Linked DNA regions of Mus musculus: region 2 is linked to region 1. The links are chromatin loops, found by intact Hi-C in ENCODE. Cell type or tissue: left cerebral cortex. All regions are shown on one strand.

Region 1 (2,500 bases):
AGTCTGTGAGCCATCATGACCCTTTGGGAAAGGGACGTTGGTCTCAGAAAAGTTGTCTAAACGGTGCTTTGGAATTCTCAGAAGGGAGGGCCTGGGTCTTAAGATAACGTACATTCTGCAGACACTGGATGCTACTTCTGCCCTGGAATGGAAAGAATATTTCAGCCTTTTCTTAGAGGTGGTTTCTAGTGTCTCTTTCCTTGGGTCTTCTGTAATTGATATGCCAGGACATCAAGCTTTTTCATTTACCTCTCTGGTTAGTGCAGAGCGATAGTGCATCATTTCTTTTGTGAAAAAGAGAAATGATCCTTTTAAAAAATCGTGTGTACAGGATATGCAGGCATGCTTCTTCTAGGTGTGCGTGTGAAGGTCAGAGGGCAGCTCTTGGGAATTGTTTTTTTCCTTCTGTCGCATGGGTTCCAGGTGTGGATCTCAGGTTATCAAGTCAACTCACTGGCACATAACGCAGCCAACCGCCTTCCTTTAATTTGCATTTCTTCGACTGTCTTTGGGGTTGTCTTCTCTGCTGGCCCTTTGGCTGTCACAGGAATAGCTGAAACTAAGTTGCATCTTCCACATTTCTACCTCTCTAGGGCTTGAAAACACATGGGCTTGCCAGAGAGCGTCTGTGAATTAGAATCACAGCATCCCAAGAGCCTGCACGGGGAAGGGATCCAGCCAGGTGTACTCCACATTCATTTTAATAAAACTTGGGGTGGGGCTCCTCTTGTCTTACCCTGTCGTCACAGAGCACCCTGGTTTTACTGTTGATGCGGCTTCTGTCTCATCACTTACCCGAATAAATAATTTACATGTGAAAACTGGTGGCTTTGTTTGGATTAAAAAAAAATTTGGATTTAAAAAAAAAAATTTGTCTTGTAGTGACCTAGACAGGGCATGGTGAGTCGTGTTCCATGTCCTCTTTGTTCTGTTGTCCTGTTCTGTTGTGTGGGAGGCTGACTTTCAGGAAATATATGTATGCATGCATCCACCCACCACCTATCTGTCTGTCTGTCTGTCTATCTATCTATCTATCTATCTATCTATCTATCTATCTAATCTCTTTGTCCTCCAAAGACGGGGTGGCCCTCAGAAATGAGCAACTCTTTGCCATTTTGGTGTGTTCCGTAAAGACTTTCGACCTGGTGTCAAGAGTCGTTGAGGTCCCGATCAATGTCACTGGGGCAGCAGCTTGTGGTCTTCTGTCAAAGGTGACTGCTCATAAGAAGGGAAACAGAACCTGGACCTGTCTGGCCGAGGATAGATTTGTCCATTTCCCGCTGGAATTTTCTGTACTTACAAGGATGGTTTCCTCTGTCGGGCCACCAAGAATGTGAAGAGGAGAAAACTCCCAACTTAATATCCTTAATAGTCACAGGGTTGCTTGCAGTTCTCAGTCCTTACCACAAGAGGGCACTCTCGTCACTCTTAAAGTCATACTTTTGGTACAAACTGGGATTTTGTTTTAGCACAAGTCCCCAAAGTGGGATGCATTTTAAGAACCATCTCTGCACCCCAGCTCCTGCCGTGAAGGAATTCCAGTAACATAAGGACACTCTCCAGCACACTCGGGCTGAGCATAGCGACGCCTAAAAGTGTTGTAAGTTATGCACGTTTTTGTTTAAGCATCCCCAATGAGAGAAGAGCCTACTCCTGGAGCTCTCCTTGGGCAAGCTGTCCATCCAGCCCGCTCCTTCCACTGCACACACTCCTGGCTTAGAATCCATGGAGAATGCTCCCCTGAGGTATGACAAGAGGTGACCGGAAGGGGAGCAGTACTTTCTTTGTTCTCTGGCGGGGAGATTGAGGGAAGGGGTTGGTGTGAGTCACCTGACAGGAGTTTCCATGTAGTGAGAGTTTAAGTTTACCTGACTGAAGAGCGACAGTTTAGTAAAAACACCTGTGATGGTTTGTATATGCTTGGCCCAGGGAGTGGCACTATTAGGTGTGGTCTTGTTGGAGTAGGTGTGTCACTGTGGGTGTGGGCTTAAGACCTACCTGGCAGTCATTCTTCCACTAGCAGTCTTCAGGTGAAGACGTAGAACTCTCAGCTCCTCCTGCACCATGACTGCCTGGATGCTGCCATGCTCTTGCTTTGCGGATAATGGACTGAACCTCTGAACCTATAAGCCAGCCCCAATTAAATGTTGGTGTTAGAAGAATTGCCTTGGTCATGGTGCCTGTTCACAGCAGTAAAACCCTAACTAAGACAGCACCTATTTGCCTTCAGGGCTTTTGGATCACCTGCTGCTGTTGTGTGGAGGGCTGGTCAGGCATTTGGGAGACCGTTTCTCCGTTGGAGTTTGTCTGAGACCTTTCTCGTGAGTAGATGGGGAAATGGATGTTCGAGAGGAAGACTGTAGGTAGAGCAGGATCGACCTCTGATCGCATCCTATCAGGGTCTCCGCTATCGGTGTGATTTTTCATTTCTGGGATCACCCTTGTCACCTGTCTGAGGACATGTGTGTCCCCCACCCCCTGCAAAGTTCCTGTCTGCCAC
Region 2 (2,500 bases), 870 kb after region 1:
CCACACTCATTAGAGGGTGAGGACACAGTACAAACTACAGCTGCTTACGACCACAGCAGCAACCTTGGTTGTACTTTCCCTTCACAGAGGTGGCCCTGACCATGGTCTACTTCTTTAAAACTCACTGACTAGGGTGATGCCGGCCCGAGACTGTTTCTGGCAGAAACACTCTTTTTCTCTGAACTCTCAAAAGGCTGGCTCCTCCTTCCATGCTCCTATCTACCACATCAGTCACCTTTACCACTCATCTCACACCAGCCTGCTGAGCTCCAAGCCTGTCAGAGTCCAGCTGAGTGTCCTGTGTGCCTTCGTCTAGAGTCCACGTACACCTCTTCTCCCACACACCCACAGTCCACAGCTGAGTGTCCTGTGTGCCTTCGTCTAGAGTCCGCGTACACCTCTTCTCCCACACACCCACAGTCCACAGCTGAGTGTCCTGTGTGCCTTCGTCTAGAGTCCGCGTACACCTCTTCTCCCACACACCCACAGTCCACAGCTGAGTGTCCTGTGTGCCTTCGTCTAGAGTCCGCGTACACCTCTTCTCCCACACACCCACAGTCCACAGCTGAGTGTCCTGTGTGCCTTCGTCTAGGGAAGACCATTCTCCCACCTCACTGTGTCTTCAATAGCTGCATTACGGTTCTGTAACTGAGGTGTGTGCCTACTATGTCTTCATGTGTCAACCTACTGTAATGTTAACCAGGATGGTAACAGTTACAAGCTGAAAACTACCCATTCAACAAATGACCAACAAACAAAGGTTTTAAGTCACTAATTTGTGGAATGATTTATTACACATCAAAGCCATGAAATATAAACACTGAGCTGAAAGAAAAGTATTGACTCTTAAAGCCATAATAAAGACTCACACAGACAGACCCACTGTGGCTCCAATTTCAACAGTGGTGTGTACGTACGAAGGCCTGAGGGGACTGACTGGCTGCCCCACCAGGAGCTCTGCTGGGATGGGCGAGGCCTCACGGACACCGCACAGTGTTTATTCCCACTCTCCGGGCTCAGCATGAAGTACCTGGTCCCCTTGCCAGCAGTAGGTAAGGGGACCCATTAGCGACAGTCAGATGCTGCCCCCTGCTGGACAAGGAAACACCTCCCACTTCTGCTTTTGACCCTAGCTAAACTGACAGTGTGGTTAATCTAATTAGATAATTATGGATGACTGTCCTCCACTGGCACTTCCATTTTGATAGAACACTAATTATAATTTTTCCCTACCTTGCATTTCACTTTTATGAGATGAAAATACCTACTGTTAAAGCTTTTATTAATACCACTCTGTTCTCACTGGCCAATCTACAACTCCTGGGCAGGGGTGGGGGAGTAAACTTTCATTTGAAACTGTTATACATATCACAAAGTATATAAATGTATCTGTAATAACTACTGAGAAGAGCTCATGCTTGAAAGAAATATTCTCTTTCACAATCAGCACTCATCAATCATGTGAGTAAAAGAATAGATTTTTTTTCTTTTACTTACAATAGCGATTTAAAAACATAAGACAGGTAAGGATGCCTATAGCATGAGATGTCAGGTAAACAATTATGATAGTTTACAGAGAGGGATAAGGCTTTAAGGGGAAAAAAAAGAATAATGCTAGCTAATATTGTGGTACTGGCACAAAGCCAGAAAGATGGCCATAGAGAACAGAAAAGGCAGCCACCAGCGTGTGGTTAGCTAGGAGTCAAGAGGATGGGGAGCAGGTGGCTGTAACTTAGATACACTCTATTCATGCATGAACTTACCATTACTAAAGTTCACAAATGTCAATGGGTTACAACAATAAAAGCTTATTATACTTCCTTCACCTTTATCTGTGAGAGAAGGGCTCCAAGCCCCCAGCAAACATCTGAGAGCACAGGTAGTACGGAACTCAGTTTTCAATACAAACATTCTTAACACACACTGTGATGTTTAAATGGTGCAGTAAAAGGTTACTAATATTAATAAAATATAATTATTATAGCAACCTCCTACAGTAGATGTTATATGAATGTAAAAGAAAGAATTTACAGATGCTAGAACTCTCTGAAATCAATGGCAAGGAAGTACTGTTTCCACATTCTTAACACTGGATTAGTGTCAAAGTCAGATTTGTTTTAACTCAGCTCTGGAAACACAAAAATACACTCTATAGTTAAAACTTTAAATAAGTTAGATACAAACACAAAGGACAAAGGGGATAAAATGTAGGAAATGCACACAGTAAAAAGATTTATAAGCCCAAATGCAATGAGTGAGAACAAGAGAGCAAAGGTGGAGAACAGAAACAAATTCCTGAAATACCTGCACTTTACAGAGTATATAAATAAACTTAAAAGGAAATCAATAGGAAAATGTAACAGAAGAAGGGATTAGGCTCAGGGGGCTTCCCCCCAAGTCACAAGGCACAGGGCTAATCAATAAAGGAGATGGGGATCAAAGCTCTCACAAATCTATAAAGGGCTAATTCACTTTCTCTGTCATAAAAACAGTATGCAAA

The links. Peaks named below come from ENCODE experiments on the same cell type or tissue, not always from the same donor. Only the 100,000 strongest peaks of a DNase experiment are listed, where the experiment ranks them.
Region 2: it touches region 1 in a loop (7-fold over the local background); 18 of 42 quality-filtered maps call a loop at or near these places.

What each region holds. Positions count from the first base shown.
Region 1 is chr3:153,654,219-153,656,718 of GRCm38, reverse strand. The region is part of intron 1 of St6galnac3 (ST6 (alpha-N-acetyl-neuraminyl-2,3-beta-galactosyl-1,3)-N-acetylgalactosaminide alpha-2,6-sialyltransferase 3); the gene reads left to right. Among named protein-coding and RNA genes, the nearest start is that of Gm52633, 60 kb to the right of the region's middle. In left cerebral cortex, a CTCF peak has its summit at 1,406 (motif pointing right); a DNase peak (open chromatin) is centred at 1,471.
Region 2 is chr3:152,782,533-152,785,032 of GRCm38, reverse strand. The region is part of intron 10 of Pigk (phosphatidylinositol glycan anchor biosynthesis, class K); the gene reads right to left. Among named protein-coding and RNA genes, the nearest start is that of Gm40181, 28 kb to the right of the region's middle. In left cerebral cortex, a CTCF peak has its summit at 1,089 (motif pointing left); a DNase peak (open chromatin) is centred at 1,074.